Regions from separate parts of the Mus musculus genome. Here all the other regions are linked to region 2. Evidence: chromatin loops called from intact Hi-C (ENCODE). Cell type or tissue: heart. All regions are shown on one strand. Each heading gives the region's core, and the rest is flanking DNA. Links, peaks and the distances in the headings are about the cores only.

Region 1 (5,705 bases), core at 226-5,225, 140 kb before region 2:
CCAGGGACTCAACTCAAGCAGAGTTAGGCTTGACAACACATTTACATTACACACAAACACACACACACACACACACACACACACACACACACACACACAGCATTTAAAAATGAACTTCTGGGGCTGGAGAGCTGGCTCAGCAGTTAAGAGCACCAACTGCTCTTCCAGAGGTCCTGAGTTCACATCCCAGCAACCACATGGTGGCTCCCAACCATCTGTAATGGGATCTGATGCCCTCTTCTGATGTGTCTGATGACAGTGTACTCCTATACACAAAATAAATAAATAAAACTTAAAAAAAAGATGTCTTTAAAAAAAAGAATGAACATCTGTGAGCAAAGATTTTTTTTCCCCAAAAATAGCTTTTCAAAAATGTTAATACCATCTCAAAAGTACTGTGAAATTCCAGTCCTTTTCGGTGGGGCTGGAGTATGACATCTGCAGAGATCATAGACTCGTAGCTGGTAAGGATGACTGTCTTACTGTGTGCCACATCCTAACAGTCTTATACGATAGATTAGTCTTTTTTTCCCCCTCCTGTGGGGACTTCTCTGCACTGCAGTGATTGGCCTTGAATTGTTGGGTTCAAGATATCCTCCTGCCTCAGTCTCCCAAGTAGCTGGTGCTCCAGGCAGGCACCACTGTGTGACCTAGAGAGACCAACCAACTTGCTTTAGGTCCGACCTGCTGGGAGGTAGGTAGGAGTGGAGTTCAGTCAGGGGCAGTAGTTAACTCCTAGGTTACCACACTCCAGAAAGGACGCAAGCGTATCTGCTCTGTCCCTCCGGCCTCCACCAGCCCTTGGATTTCTCCCTCATCTTTCAGCTGGATAAAGAGAAAACAGCAATTTGAACATGTCCTCCCAAAGCTCACCACAGCCATTTACATATCCTGTGAGTTTTGGAATATTCGTTTAACGGCTTTCCTAAACCTAGGTATTCTTAGGGGTTTTGTTTGCTTGTTTATTTGTTTGATCTGTCATAATTTTCTTTTTCATTCCTCCTGTTAATTTTTTAAAATGTGTTTGGGTGCCTGGCCTGCATGTATGTATGTATGTATGTATGTATGTATGCATACCACATGAGTGCCTGGTACCCAAAGAAGCCAGAAGATGGCATCAGAACCCCTAGAACTTGAGTCATATGTGGTTGTGCCCTGACATGGGTAGGTGGTATCAAAGGGCAGCCAATTCTCTTAAGCTGGAGTCATCTATCCAGGCTACCTACCGTTCATTCTTGACAGTCTTCCTTTTCCAGTGAGAGTAACTCCCTGTGCAACTACTCTTCACCCTATACAACAGCATCCTTTCCTGGACAGAATGGCTGGATTTCTACTTCTTAGTCTTTAGTAGTATGTTTTACGCTTAGATTTGCCATGTGGGTTTTAGGCTCAGAAAGAGCTTGACATTGTTACTATATAATTTGGGAGCATGTAGAGTCCCTCAGGCCTAGCTGAACGTCAGAATTGCCCCCCCAGGAAGCTTCAAATAAGAGCAGCAGTGAAAAGTTCAAACACCCTGGCCAGACCCCAAACTCAGCAGGATTTTCTTTTAACTCTCTCCTCCCAAGGACGGGTTGTAATTGCAAATTGTAACTCACACCGTTCTTCGTGCTTTTTGCATTGTTTCAATGTCTTTTTTAAAGTTTGGAAGCTGAAGGGGTGTTCAACACAGGCACCACATTCCAATTTCTATACAGAAAAGGGGATGAGATGGATAGGAAAAAGGCAGGTGACATACCTTGCCAGGTGACAGGCCCTATCCCAAACAATGCATAAAGGTAAGGGGTGGGGGTTTGGGGTAGAAGTGGGTGTTCACTTGCCTCAGTCCTCGACCCAAACTATCCTCTCGATAGGAGTTTGTGAAATGGAGTTGCGGGACCCTATGAACCTTCAGACCTGAGTCAAGAGAAGTCCCAGAATTCCTATTTTTTCACCCTTCCCCCTGGTGAATTCGGAGACGGACAGAGCACCCAGCCCCAAGGTCCTTCAACTGAACCTGGGAAGCCAGACCCGGGTCGCGGCTCCTGCGACGCCGGCACTGCGGTCCACCCCAGCGTGGACCGGGCGCGACGCTCAAGTCCTGCGCCCCGCGGGCCGTGGGGAGGTCCGGGGCAGGCCCACGCACGGTCCCCGCTACCCCTAGCCGTGGGGGCCGCTCGCTCACCTGGCTCCGCCCGGCGGCCGGGGGCCAGCAGCGTGGCGCTCAGCACCGACCCGGCCAGCAGCAGCGCTGCCAGCGCCGGGCCCGCGCCCATGCCTCCCACAGCCTCTCTCCGGGAGTTGCGCTCTGTCCCCGCAGCCGAGCTGCGCTCTTCTGCCCGGCGCCTGCGCGAGCTCGACCCGCCCGTCATCGCCCGCTCCCGTGGCGTCACCGCTCCTGTCCCGCAGGGGATGGCGGGGAGAGGGCGGGGCCGCTCCCTCCTAGGCACGCCCCGCGGAAGCTTCCTAAGCCCCGCCCAGCTGGGAAAGCATGCGTCCAGCTAGTGTCCACCATAGGAGGGCAGCCAGGCTGTTTTCTACCCTCTGCACAGTGTTTCTGTCCCATCGGGAGAAAACCGCAAAAGAGTGGTCTTTGCTTTCCCAGTCATCCACTCCCTCACCATTCCCTGAACGTTCTAAATTCTTGCATCTTAGCCTTTCAACGTACAGATACGTGTTACTCACCTTCTAGGAGAGTCCTTAGTAAAAATGACTACAGAGCTTCCCCCTTACACGCACAAACTCTGGGCGTTCACTACCTAGAGTGAATGATACACCCCTTAAAAGGTCTCCTGTTTCTGGCCTTGCACAGGTTGCTGCCAGTCTGTGGAAGTTTAAGGTGTCCAGGGATGAGGACCTTATAAACCACACTGCTGTCTGTATTCCGGGAGAAACCATCACACGCGAAAGAGGGCAGGCATGATGTTTGTAATAAAATTGTAGTTGCAAAATCGTGTGGGCAATCTGAATGGCCGTCAACGAGACAGCATCGCGCCATGCAGCAGTGGAAATGAACAACAGATCTTCCCATTTCCACCTGTGAGAGGCTTCCATAGGATGATGAAGGGGAAACTGGTTGCACTTAGCTTTGTAATGAGTTTATTTACTTTTTTTGATGGACTCATTTACAAATTCAACTATGCAAAGAAACATACCAGCAACCTCATTTAAAGAATCACATTCTTTTGTTACTAAACACAACAGTGGTCAAAATTATAACGTATAGAATGGATCCCAAGATTTAATGGAAAAAAGAAAAAACAAAACAAAACACCCTGTGCTGAAAAGTTTCAGGTTCCAATGTCACTGAATCCAGTTCTGAACATGTTTCTTAATATTTCTTTGTAATGGATCCCCAGACTGGAGCACAACTGCCTTAGTGAAAGACCCATTCATGTTCTATAATCAGCATATAAAATGTAGCACCCACCAAAACTAAAACAAAGGCCTAAATCCATCAAAACCCATAGTTCTGGGAAAGTCTCTAAAGATAATAACCTTGGTTTTGGCTTTTGGCTAACTGTTCTTTTTAACTAGAGTATTGCAACACAGGGTATAGTGTTGTGCTAAAGAGTTCACCAGCTAATAAGGACTTCCTATTGGCTTAAACCCATATCCAAGTAGTCTTCTCTGGTGGACTCCCCCACAATATGTTAGAAATATGTTCTGGGTCACAAAGAAAGAGACCATCACTGCACCCGAAGTGTCTGGACAAGGCAAACTACTTTCCTCTCGATCAAGGGTGTGCTCTGTGTGTCACACTTAAACACAGCGAGATAGAAATGAATCTGGTTTTTATTATAGCTCAGGGAGTGGCTAGAGCCCGACTTCACAATCTTATCCATTTAGCTAGTCTGAAAAAGACTGGCCCACAGGAAATGAAGGAGGAAGAGGAAAGGTCTCGCTGTACTCAAGAAAAAAGAGTCACTGCTCCAGGCTGTTAAATTCCTAAAATAAGTGCAGTGGGCCTTTATGGAATCCAAAGGGTTTACTGGGTAGGGAGGATTAAAACATTCTCATAAAAGTCTTACAAGGTGGGGGAGATTAAATTTTTTTTTTAAATTCCCTGTCCTAAACATGTTTTGTATTGATAGAAAAGATTCATATTTGATATTTCTTACAAATGGAAAGATAAATGCTATATTCAAGCAATGATTAGGAGGGAGAGAGCAAAATGTCATGCCAGTGTCCTGGCGGGCTCCAACTGGCAGCGTCCTTGTTAGGCTGGGTAGTAAAGAGGTATACGGGTACACCCTGCATCATTCTAACATGCTTCATTTGAACTACTTGATAATTCTAGAGTCCCAATACAAAGGCAGTATGACTGATGTCAACCTGGAAGATCAAGGTGCCAAGTATTTGACAGAGGCTAACTGGTGCTAAGAGGCAAGGATTTGATGGGCCCAAAACTCCGGGCTGCTCCAGCACACGGTGAGTGTCTCTGCACTACTGCCTCTGGTGTTACAGCCTCAGACACAAGAAAGGCTTCTCTCAAGTGGATTCTTCTTGCTCACTGTGCAGAGCAGCCAACCAACCAGAGTTGTGGCTGCCTCCCCTCCGAAGAATCAAGAAGCAACTGAGAGCCTTTCAAGAGTGACCAAAGAAAGAAAGGACAGAGATGAGAAGACAGAACAGAGAATTTTAAACAGATAAAAAGTTTTAAGGAACCACAGGGAAAAAAAATCTGCAGACCCTGGATGCCAGCAAAGTCTAAGAAAGCATTGAGGATTTCAGTGAAATCCAAGAGTTCCAGTTCCCATGCTGAGAGCTTTCATACCAACCTCTGGAGGGGGTTGCTGGTAGGGTTAAGAGTGCTGTACCTGAGGATTGTATCACAGGAGGAGGAGGAGGAGGGAGGAGGAGAAGGAGCCTATGGCTGCCTCCTGCTGCTCCTCCATGCTGCCCAAACACTTGGGGGGAAATTAAAAGTGAGGTGATAGCATCGCTTGCCGAGCTCCCCCTGCCACAAGCTCTGCCCAGAGAGAAGAGAAGAGCTCTCAGCTTCTAGTGTGAAAGGAGGGAAGGTAGGTGGGTTACACAGCAGGGCTCAGGAGGCGGCTCCCAGTGAGGGACTGTAGGAAGGTGTGGCTGCTCACAAGTGTGGCCAGAGGATCACTGCATATCCACACTTGAATCTCACACTCGGTCAAGCAGTACTCAGACAAAAAAAAAAAAAAAAAAGAAAGAAAGAAAGAAAGATCAAATACTAAAATGGAAAAAAATTGCTAAGGAACCTTTGCAAATCCATGGAGTTTGTGATTACTATAGTAGGAATGATTAGATGTCTTTAATTACACTTACAGAGGAAAAAAATAGATATCAGAGGAAAATCAAAACTGATCTTAGAGAACTTGTAATCGTGTTAAAGCGTATGCACACTGAATTAGGTTTCATCGCTGTGGAGAGACCCTGTGACCACAGCAACTCTTAATAAAGGAAAAGGTTTAATCGGGACTGGCTGGCTTACAGTTTCAGAGGTTTAGTCCATTATCAACATGGTGGGAAGCATGGCAGCATCCAGGCAGGCATGGTGCAGGAGAGGGAGCTGAGAGCTCTACATTTTGATCTGCAAGCAGCAGGGAGAGACTGTGTATCACACTGGGCATAGCTTGAGTATAGGAGACCTTAAAGCTCCCACAGTGACACACTTCCTCCAACAAGGCCACACCCACTCCAACAAGGCCACACCTCCTAATAGTACCACTTGCTTTGACCAAGTATCCAAA
Region 2 (5,602 bases), core at 1-5,000:
TAGAGAAGGGCAATTAATATGAAGACTCACAACTGGTCAGTACAGAGAATAAGAAACTGTGGAGTGTGTTCAATGCTAACGGCACATCTATATCACAACCCTTTCTCTTAAGACTCCAGAGAGCACTGCAGAAGAGGGGGCAGAAAGACTCTAAGAACCAGAAGGTGTGGAGTGCTGCATATAAGTGTTTTCTGGATATGACAGGGATGGTATACGTAAGAATCCACAGTGGGCTATGCTGAGGCTGTATGCCCAGGATCTGCAGAAGAGCAAGTCAGCCAAAATTCTAGAATGAATGGAGAAGAGGTCATTTTGCTGAGAAGCTACCGGAGGCTGGAGGGGTCAGTCTGTTTTCTCCTGGGGGGCAGTCCCTAGTAGATTATCCCTGCTCCAGAAGACAGATCTACCCACATAAATACTGGCAACACTAAATGGATTCAATAGGTTAAAAAGAAAAAAGAAAGAGTGTGTATGAACTTGGGAGGGACAAGTGGTATTGAGAAGAGGCGGTAAACCTGCCCAAACCACACACCCACACACGAAAGAAATTCTCAAATTAAAAAATAGAGCCCAAATAGAGAGAACTGACTCCTCTAAGTTATTCAATGCCCTCCACAAAAGGGCTGTGTGTGCACATATCCATTTATGTGTGCATATATCCCCACACAAATAAATATAAAATGATCATTGTTAAAAAGCAAACAGGCTGTTGGAATGGCTGAGCAGGAGAGGGTGCTTACACACCGATCTGGTGACCTGTGACCTGAGTTCGTTGCTTGGAAAACATGGAGAGGGCATCAATTCCAAAAAGCTGACCACTGACCTTCATATGCATATGCTGCCAACTGTGCCCATGTGCACACATCAGTTACACAAGGGGGAATTTTTTTAAAAGGGGACTGACAGATGTAATGCCATAGGTTTTTGTGTTTTGTTTTGTTTACCCTATCAGGTAGGAATACATCTTGCTTCAGGGGGAAGGAAGAGGGGATAAGGTTTAATGTTTAAGCATATTCTGTTGGGCTAGCTTGTTATATACTGACAGGGCACGAAACATTTCCCATCCTTTCAAAAGTCTTCCTGGTTTAAAGAATAATTTGAAACTTGGCTGAGGTGTAGCTCTGTCGTGTCACCTATCGCCGTTCTCTATCTGAAGCATAGCAGTGAAGTCTAGCTTCAGGCTTGAAGTTGGAACTTACAGAGCATGTTAACTATGCACTATTTCCAGTGATCTGAAATTACAAGAATGATCTAACACAAAACCAAACCATAAAGGTCTCCATTGTATAAAGGCTGCTTCAAAGGGCACAATCAGATTAATGACATACCCAGTTTATAAAAAAACAAAAACAAAAACAAAACTTCAAGCTGGGTGTAGTGATGCAGGCAGACTGCTACAAATTCAAGATCATAGTTTGAGGTCAAAATGGGCCACATAGCAAGATCCTATCTCAAATGCACACACATCTGTAGATTCTACTTTTCTTACATTTATTACAACCGACCTAAGTTAACAGTTCTCAAACTTCTCGGCAGTGTTCCTGCACAAAACAGTGATGGTTACCTTCCAGAGATCTGAACCTCTAACCTAAGGCACTGTTCAGTAGAATTTTTTGCTATTTGCATTTTACCTTTAAAGTGACTAAGACCAGGAGATGAACAGCTTAGTGGTAGAGCCTTCCCTTAAAATGCAGGAGGCCCAAATACTACCATCTCCCCCAATAAGCAAACAAAATTAACATGTATCACAATAGCCACTGTAAATGTATCTGGGTTCTTCTAAAAAGGACAGCTAACATTTCTAGCAGTAAGTAAAATGAATGTTCCTGGTTTATCCCATGGCTCTGCATATATGCCTGGACCTACCTCCAACCAGCATATGAAAACCAGAAACAAACACGGTTAACTGTCCAGCTAATGAAAAGGGCCGTTTAAGCCATGACTATTGACAAAATCCTGCATGTTTACTTGAAAATTCGATAACCTTAACCCTCATCAATTCCAAATTAGAATCTCATGGTGCTTTAAAAATGTGTTTCAGTTCCATTACGAAATCCCTCAATTTTTCCAGTTCAACATTTTTATCGTTGGTTCCTTTTATAGGTACCATCACATCGTTTATAACAGTCAAAATGCATCTCGCGTTTTAAATGTTTTGCCTCTGAGTGATTCTTCATGTTTTGTCTATCCACCCTGCCAATGTACTATTTTCCAATGGGCAGGGCTTCATCCATCCCTCAAGGGGCTACACTCCATCCTGGCTGAACGCTACAACAAAGGCGAGCAGCATCGCTTAACTAGGGGGTCCCGACTGCCTCTACCGGGCGCCCAGGCAGAACCAACGCTTTGGATCACTGGGAGCTTGGGAGCGAAACGCCAGCGCCTCATCAAGGCAAACAGTCCTAATTACAGTGTCGCCTGCACCCCATCATTAGCCCCCACCGGGCAGGTTTCCTCTCGGACAGCAGCCAACATCTCAGGCCGGACAAGTTCCTCCTGGACCCTGGGCCCAGCCTGCCTGAGCCCGGCCTCTCCCTGCTGACCCTGACCCGGCCGCGGGTGTAGACGCGGCCGCACCGGCTACTCAGCTCCGCCCGTCCCAAGCCCCGGATGTGACGGCAGGTCGCCCCGGGGCGTTCGCCCCCCGGGACGAGCACCGGTGTCCGCGAAAAGGTGGCGGAGCTTTCCCACCGGCCCGCTGCCCACCACGTACCCAAGTGAGCAGGCTCTCGCACAGCTCCACCCGCTCCACAGACTCCACGTTAAACATCTTCCTGGGGTGGCCGCAGCGTCTCCCTTCAACCAACCAGAAGCCGCGGCCGCTCGGCTCGGGGTTTGAGTCCGAAGGGGTCAGGCAGCAGACCGGGCGTCTGGCGGACCTTCTCTTCCGTCCGTCCGCTCCCGGGGCGCGGACGCTGGCAATCGCTCCGCACTGTCACCAGCCCCTCCTTCCCTCGCTCGGGGCCGCGCACTCCCTTGCGCGCACCCGGCGCCGCCAGCCCACGCCCTCTTGCGCGAGCGCCGCGCCCCGCCGCGCCGCGTAGCGCGAGTCCCGAGGTCCGAGGGCCACTGCGCACGCTCGCGCTCGCTCAGCCCCGCCCCTAGAGGCGCGCTCCCAGAGCCAGTCCAAGGCCCGCGGGCGCGCGCCCCGGCCGGGCCCTGCGGTGGCGGCCGGTCTGTGTGTCTCTCCAGTCCGCTCACCCTCGCCGGGGCTCCGCACTGCGCGTGCGCTGACGCCGGCGCTCTGGCTTAAGAAGCCGCCTGTAGTTTGCACGGGAGGAGTAGCTAGGTAGTCCCCGGAAATGAGCTCTATGCCGACCCGCCGACTGGCCCGGTAGTTCCTCGGCCGCGACGAGGTACGCGCCCCCCTCTCCGGCCGCGGGCGTGTGCCAGGCCACGCCCCCGCACGGGCGGGCCGGGGACCCGCGGACTGCGGGACTCGGCGCGGTGGCGGTGGGGGGAGCTGCGGGACCGCGCGAGGGTAGGCTCCGCGCCCACCGCTTCCCTCCGGAAGCCGGAGCGCAGCCTTCCCTGAGTCGCCGGAGCCTGCCCAGAGTCTCCCTCCGGGCGAAGGTGGAACGGCTGACGTGGGCGCGTCTCGGAGGCTGGGGGCCGGTTTGGCCCGGCTGTGGGGAGCCCGGCGTTCCTCCTTGGAGCCCCCTTCTCCCACAAAAAACTTTACCCAAAGTGACAGAGGGTGGACGCCAGTTCCCCAGTGCGTAAGGACCCTTGCTGTTCCTAAGGCCTGCTTCTTGTGCTAGGAGTTGGCTTCATTGAGGTGCATCCTTGCCCGACTTTCGATTTTTTTTTTTTAATACAAGCCTTGTAGAAGGTTTCATATACGTTTTTAAGTCGCATGCAGAACAGTGCGTAGCAGTACATGTTTGAGGAATATTAATAAAATGAATTGCCACATTCCCAAGAGTTCTTCCATCCATACCATCTCTAATCTGATTTTTGTGATAGGCACTTACTTTATTTTAAAAGCTTTCCCTTTTAGCTTTTTAACCAGATGACTATGCATGTAGTATAATTTTCCTTTGTTTGATTTTGAACTTTTATGAATGGATATGTATTGTGGCTTTGGCTTTTAAATAATATTAAATTATCTGCAAAAATCCCATGATTGTCTAATATCCTATTGTGTGACTACAGCCTTGTACCCGTTCTACTATTGATGTGCACTTTGTTCCAGCTTAGGGCGTCTAAGAATAATGCTATAATAAACAGTCGACCTTAATGCAAAGATATTGGCGTTTCCAAGACAACAAGATACAAGATATATGCTTTGGAGTCCTAGGAGAATCTTGGATTCAAAGGTATGCATAACCACCAGATCATGCAGTCTTTGATTAGCAGTGCCTGGGAAGAAGTTATCTTCCCAGGGCACACCTTCACTTTTTTTTTTTTTTTCTTCAGTTCCTGGGGACTTCTTTCCCATTTGAAGTTGGTTTTCTCGCTGAGCTTTTAGGATTTCAAAAAAACATTGAGTTTTTGTTTTGTTTTGCTTGCGTGGTTGGCTGTGTGTGTGTGTGTGTGTGTGTGTGTGTGTGTGTGTGTAGCCCTGGCAATTCTGGAACCTGCTCTGCAGACCCGGCTGGCCTCAAACTCAGAGATCTGCCTGCCTCTGCCTCCTGATTGCTGGGATCAAAGGCTTACCACCGCTGGCAGCATTAAATTTTTTAAAATGATCCTTTTATCGACTACTGCTTGATGATCACATGTAATCGATCGTTTCATAGATTCGAAAAATCTTGGGCTGAGGAGGTAGTGCTAGATTCACTACCCTAGCAAACACCAATCTTTGGTACCAAAAATAAGCAAATAAATAACTGTATCTGAAGCCTTCTCAAAGGTTTTTCCTGCGAACATTCTTCTTAACAGGAGCAGAGATACCTTGAGAAATCCTAACTTTGAATCTCCTGTTCTTATGGTATCTATGTGGGTGCCTCTGGATCTTTGTCAGACTAGAGGTCCAGCATTCCATGCTGAAATGTTTCTGTAGAACCGGTGTCACCTTTCAGTGACTAAAGCTGATTAGGTAAACAGATAGTAAGTGTAGATTACATTGACTTCGGCCTTGCCTTTAGCTTCACGGCCACAGGTTTTAGCCATTTGGGAGGGACTGTGGTATCTGTAACCACTTGGGCTTTCAAAAGCTGTGATACAGTGGTGATAAAGTATGTCTTTTCAAATCTGTGAGTCTGCAGTGTTTTTATGCCCTGTGTAGCATTACTGGTTTATTTTATGCTTCTAATTACTTTTCGGGGCAGAAATGATATTAAGAACTCCTTGATAACGATTACAGAAGCCATCTGACCATCAGGATGCTATATGAACCCGGGGCAGGGGAGGGGGACGGGGGAGTTGGGTGAGGACCCGTTTTTTCTTTGTTATAGGAAATCTTAGTATTCCTACTAGAAAAGGGTAGCCCTTTCCATGACAGTGTTAGAAAAAGACCCAAGAGAGGGGAGTGGGCCTTTCCTGAGCTGTCTTTGTAGGCCTTGCCCAGATGGAGGTTAGTTCTCAGCTACAGCAGTCTGAGAGTTCAGGGGAAGATGGTGCTGCTGTTCCATATGACAGATTTTGGATTTGGTTGTGA
Region 3 (5,705 bases), core at 506-5,505, 520 kb before region 2:
GCAGATCTGTGTGAGCTCAAGGTCACTCTGGTCTACAAAGTGAGTTCCAAGACAGCCAGGGCTACACAGTGGGATCCTGTTTCAAAAGAACTAAAAAAGAAAAGAAAAAAAGAAATGGAGGCCGTTTTTAATCCTAAAAAAAAAAAAAAAAAAAAAAGTATATTTCAACTAACCGAATGGACTACTTAAAATAAGCAAAACTTTTCAGTTTGGCCACTAGGGGTCCCTTTGTGCATGTCAGGCAATTTTCCACTAGGGGTTCTGTTTCACAGTCTGATCATAAAGAATTGAAATTTACAAAACTTAACTCCTCCTTCCCCGCCTTGAGACAGGGTCTCACCATGTAGCCCTGGCTGGCCTGGAACTCACTGTGTAGACCAGGCTAGTCTCGAACTCACTGAGATCCTCCTGGCTCCTGATTAAAGAGCTTATTATGTCCCATAATAAAGAGATTATGTCCCATGCTAAAGCTTCCCTCTCCTTGTTTTCTCGCTCTGATAATTCCAAGCTCTACAGTAATTATTTTAATATTTGTCAAATGCAAAAACATTCTTATCATTTTACAATGAAATATCTTATGGAAAAATTCTTATCCATGAATTATATTCACTTACAAGCAGGTACAGTAAAATGTATTATTTAAAAGCCAGATGAACTATCCCATACCCAGTATTTGAAACATAAAGAAGATTTTTTAATCTGGTCACAAGTTAACAATCCAGTTCTTTTAAGAAGGGTTGGGGGGATAAGAACCCTGATGAGACCCATTTGTTCAAAGCAATGAATACTTTCTCCAGGTTTGTATACTTTATCAGGTTTGACAATTTGGTGTTTAGGATAAATTGAATATATTTTTACCACCATAACCTGGAGAAACCTCTTCTGCTTCTGTCTTGATAAGCTGTTTGCTCGTTTGCTATTGAAAAGAGTAAGCATGGTTTGAACCTCAGAATAGGTTAGATGATGGAAACATAAAGTATTATGTGTGGGTAAATTGGGGAAGGAGGATTTCTGGGTCTAACAAGACTTAACAGATGAACAGTAAAGTGGTCTAAGGAGGTAGCTCATCTGAAAAGGTGCTTGCAGTGCCACTGATGATGGGAGTTCAAGCCCTGTAATACGGTGCAAGTCTGGAGCTAGCTCCCACAAGCACTCCTCTCATATTTGCACACACACAAAATAACACAAAAATCAACACTATTGTTCCTGTGCATGGTGGCACACACTTTAATTATAGCACTTGGCAGGCAGAGGCAGAAATTATATTAGGTTGAGGCCAACCTGGTCTTCACAGGAAGTTGAACAGCCAGGGACCCTGTCTCAAAAAAAAAAAAAAAAAAAAAAAAGACTTTTCAGGGCAATTGTGGTGCATGCCTTTGATCCAAGCACTAGGGAGGCAGGTGGATCTCTGAGTTCAAAGCCAGCCTGGTCTACAAAGGGAATTACTCCAGGACATCCAGGACTGTTACACAGAGAAATTCTGTCTCCAAAAACCAAAATAGAGACCAAACCAAAATAATAATAATAATGATAATATCATCAATGGAATTATTTTCATGATCACTTTTAGTATGAGTGCCCATTAAAATCAGTGAACTGCAGAGATTTTTCTAAAATTCTGAGGAGGTGGGCTGGAGAGATGGATCAATGGTTAAGAGCACTTGTTCTTGCTGAGTGCAAGGGTTTGATTCCTAGCACCCAAGAGGTTGCTCACAACCATCCATAACACCAGTTCCAGTAGATCTGACACCTTTTTTTGACCTTTTCGGGGACATGGCATGCACAAGGCACACAGATATATATGTGAGCAAAACACTGATAAACATAAAAATATAAAATATTAAAAACAGTTCTGAGGCAGGGCAGTGGTGGTGCATGCCTTTAATCCCAGCACTTGGGAGTCAGGGGCAGGTGGATTTCTGAGTTCAAGGCCAGCCTGGTCTACAGAGTGAGTTCCAGGATAGCCAGGGATACACAGAGAAACCCTGTCTCGAAAAGACCAAAACAAAACAAAAAACAAAAAACCCGCCGGGCGTGGTGGCGCATGCCTTAATCCCAGCATTTGGGAGGCAGAGGCAGGCGGATTTCTGAGTTTGAGGCCAGCCTGGTCTACAAAGTGAGTTAGTTCCAGGACAGCCAGGGCTATACAGAGAAACAATGTCTCGAAAAACAAAACAAAAACAACAACAACAACAAAAAAAAAACCAAAAAAAAAAAAAACAAAAAATTCTGAGGTGGTATTTGAAACACATCAGGAAATTTCCTTTAATGGTAGCAAATGTAGTCTCTATGGAGAGGAGGTTGACACTTTTTTTGTTTTGTTTTGTTTGTTTGTTTGTTTTTCGAGACAGGGTTTCACTGTATAGCCCTGGCTGTCCTGGAACTCACTTTGTAGACCAGGCTGGCCTCGAACTCAGAAATCTGCCTCCGGAGTGCTGTGATAAAAGGCGTGCACCACCACGCCCGACTGGAGGTTGACACTTTGTAGTGACAGGGTTCGGTAATTCTCAGAACAGAAAGCAAGAGTGTATCGGTTTCCTCATTTGATGGCTACGTATGTTTCCTTTGTAAGTTCTCGTTTCTGGGTTGGACCTTCTAAGTAATTACCAGGCCCCAAGAAACTACATCTGCACACCCCTTCAAGACTGTTTACCCGGCCCTGTCACTGGATCACTCGTATTTCCTAGAATGGGAAGGGCAAGGGGTTTGCAGAGGACTGCCTCCCTTCCTCTCACTCTCCGGTGATCGCTCTGGGACAAATATCCCCACGTCACTCAGTGCGGAGCTCTGGCCCGGAGCAGCGCAGGGCCGGGGCACGTGACCCGCCCGCAGTCCTCGCTGTGGCCCGCGGCCCGGGATGCAGTCGCGCTGACGTCCTCCCGGCTACCCACAAGCCTCTGTACCCCGGTGCGGGCAGGAAGAGGGCAACCGGGTCCAGTGGCTGCCCGGGAGATCGGGGTGCCTTCTGTTGCTGGACGCGGACTGCCCGGCAACCCCCGGGCACACTGGCGGCTACCGGTCTCTCTCCCGGGGAAGGAGACTGCCCCGGCTCGGGCTGTCGTCCTAACGTGCTGGCCCGTGTCTGGGACGCCGGGGCCAGGGCGCTCTGCTGACAGCTGTCAGGCTGTCAGTGACTCCCGGGCACTCCCCGGTCTGCGTCACCGCGTACCGGTCATCAGGTTCTTCCTAACATCTAGGAATGGTAGCGCAGGGCCACTCGAGTACCATATGGCGTCTAGTACGTGCTGCCGTTTAGTAAGTATTAGCCTCGCAGGCCCGACCTGGCTGCCCCTCCGCACCAGCCCTTCCTGTCCCTCTGCCTCATCGCCTGCGGTCTCGCGTCTGCTCCAGACTCTCGCGCGCCCCTCCTCTCCGCGGCTGACGAGCCTCTTCCTCCTTCGCTCTCAGCGCCGAGCTCCGGACTGCATTTCCCGGCAGGCGCCGCGGCCAGTAGCCAATAGGAGACCTAGGATTTGGCGGCGGCGGCGCCGAACGGGGCGGGGGGGCTTTGTGCGCGGAGGCGGCGGCGGCGGCGGCGACGGCGGCGGGAGCTGGCGGCGCGGAGATCCGGACGGAGGCCGAGACCGGGGCTGGGTTGCCGGGTGTCTGCTGGGAGAGGTGTGCAGCTTTCGATCAGAACCCTGGGACCCTGCTGCCCTTCGGGGCCGCCAGCCTCCGGCTCCTCTCCGGCACCAGCAGCTACGCGGCGACCCCCGTCCGGCCGCCTCCCCTTCGCTCCGCGTCGCCCGCAGCCTTCCGTCTGCCCGCAAAACGAGCCCGGCCGGCCGGGCCGTGGCCGTCCTCAGTGCCGGCCGCCATGGCAGGGGTGCTCGGCGCGGGGGAAATCTAGTCCGAGGATTTCATGCGGCCTAGCTCGGTTCCGTCTCCTGCGCCCGCGGTCCCGGCAGCTGCCGGCAACCCAGCCCCACTTCGGGCCTCGGTGTCTCTCCTGTGATCGCACTGACACGGCAGGGGGGTTAGAATGGAACAAACTGAAGGTAAAGTGCTTGTGTATGTGTGTGTTGCGCGTCAGGGCTGAGGAGGCTCCTTGGGGTGGGGGCGACCTAAGACCCAGGCACCCATAAGGAGTGAGACCCTGGAAGAGAAGGGGCCGCGGATGGCCTGAAAGGGTTCTGGGAAGGAAGAGCAGATGGTAAGGTGGGTGTGGAAGGAATTGGGAGGTGGGGCAGGTAGGCTTGGGATATGATGTAGTGGTGCTGAGCTGGGAATTGGGAGTAGAGGTGGGATGGGGGCGGGGATAAGGATGGAAACGGGGGAGGGGTAGGAAAAGAGAAGAGTTAGATTTGGACATTAGAGACCTAATGCAAATGAGGATAGGTCTGGAATGGAGTGTGGAAACTAGAAGAGTTGGGGGGAAAGGGATAGGGGTGATGGAGAATCGAGGCTTCTTCTGGGAATCAAGGAGAGAAACTAGTGAATCAAAGTGGAGGAAAAGATAAGATTAGGAAATAGGGATGAAAAATGATTGTGTCAGGATGCAAGAGCAGGATAGGAAATAGACGCAGGAAACTGAAAGACATACGATTGGGCTAGGGAAGGACATTAGCTGAGTGTTGGAAAGGATGAGAATTATCGACCAGGCGTCACAGAGTGTGAGGAAAAGGATGGGGATTATTGAAGTGTTAGAAGGGAAAGCCTTTTGTTCCTATGTTTGTGTGTATTCTGTCTTGTATTTCAAGGCTAGAGAAATAGAGAAGCTAGTGGTTATGGGGTTGTGATTGTTGTGAAATGAGGGAGGTGTGGGTGTTACTGTTCTGAGAGAAGAGGAGATGTGTTTGTGTTATGGTAGGGAGGCAGGGAAAGACATGGCCATAATTTGATGGTTTTGGTGAGGGAGTAAAGACTATTCAGATTTAAAGGGGGCAGGGGCAGCCATGTTTGTTACCCGGCACTGCAGTGTAAATAAATTCCTTTTCCTCTCCGACATCTGCGTGAATCTGGAACCGGCAGTTCACATTGTTACACCTCCCCTTCTACTCATGAACTTCTCTTACCTCTTGGGTCATTTGCAATTACTCATAACCACGGAAGGACGCGGCGATGTTTCCCATCTTGTGTGTTTTGCTGCCTCTTCCTTTCTTTCCCCCTTTCCTTCTAGTTGCAAAAAAAGGCATACTGATAAACCGCAGTGTACATTTTCACCCTTTTTTATAAATTTAAAATTAGATTTTTAAAAAAAACTAACTGAAGAAATCATTGCTATCATATTTCAAGCTTGATTGTGAAAAGTCTTAAATATTGATTGGTTTCCGACACCTCAGAAGCAAGTCAACATTTTTTTTTTCCAATTCTTTAAGTAAACAAGGAAACTGCATTGGTTATTTTACTTGGGGCGCGTTGAGAAAGGGGTGGGGAAGATCAGCCTGTTGTAGCTCATCTGCTTGCTGGACTTAGGGTCTTGGAAAATTAGAAATGTTCCAGGTGATATGCATGTTGTTATGAATAATGCTTTTTTATTAGCTTTTCCCCTCTCTTCCCTTTGCTTTCATGTAGCTAGTTCAATACAGTCTCCAAATGCCAGTTCAGCAGCGTGATCTGTGAAGTAGGCATGTAGTCCTTAGATCCTCACTGAGTTGTCAGCTTTTGAGGGGTGGGTGGAGGGGAAGTTCTGTCACTCCCAGGAAAGCGCCAGTAATTCTTTAATGCATTCAAATCTAACTACTTGTGTGATCTAAATTTAGACT

What was found. Hi-C counts contacts between places; a loop is a spot of excess contacts. Peaks named below come from ENCODE experiments on the same cell type or tissue, not always from the same donor. Only the 100,000 strongest peaks of a DNase experiment are listed, where the experiment ranks them.
Region 1: a loop joins it to region 2, with 2.0 times the contacts of the local background. A loop is called at or near these places in 1 of 42 quality-filtered maps.
Region 3: a loop joins it to region 2, with 2.5 times the contacts of the local background. A loop is called at or near these places in 1 of 42 quality-filtered maps.

What each region holds. Positions count from the first base shown.
Region 1 is chr8:25,974,361-25,980,065 of GRCm38, forward strand. It overlaps Hgsnat (heparan-alpha-glucosaminide N-acetyltransferase), which reads right to left and starts at 2,384. Exons shown (of 18, transcript NM_029884.1): 1 at 2,165-2,384. The coding sequence starts at 2,351. In heart, for the core only: a CTCF peak has its summit at 2,450; a DNase peak (open chromatin) is centred at 2,391; H3K4me3 peaks cover 1,710 bases; H3K27ac peaks cover 2,203 bases.
Region 2 is chr8:26,116,245-26,121,846 of GRCm38, forward strand. It overlaps Hook3 (hook microtubule tethering protein 3), which reads right to left and starts at 2,980. Exons shown (of 22, transcript NM_207659.3): 1 at 2,714-2,980. The coding sequence starts at 2,770. It overlaps Rnf170 (ring finger protein 170), which reads left to right and starts at 3,124. Exons shown (of 8, transcript NM_029965.4): 1 at 3,124-3,356; 2 at 4,196-4,319. In heart, for the core only: a CTCF peak has its summit at 2,367; DNase peaks (open chromatin) are centred at 2,557 and 3,167; H3K4me3 peaks cover 2,935 bases; H3K27ac peaks cover 2,477 bases.
Region 3 is chr8:25,598,739-25,604,443 of GRCm38, forward strand. D830025C05Rik (a long non-coding RNA gene) reads left to right here. Exons shown (of 1, transcript XR_003947362.1): 1 at 1-469. It also overlaps a transcript of Nsd3 not described here. Among named protein-coding and RNA genes, the nearest start is that of Letm2, 4.1 kb to the left of the region's middle. In heart, for the core only: no CTCF peak of the experiment used is centred there; DNase peaks (open chromatin) are centred at 2,833, 3,453 and 4,103; H3K4me3 peaks cover 3,213 bases; H3K27ac peaks cover 2,752 bases.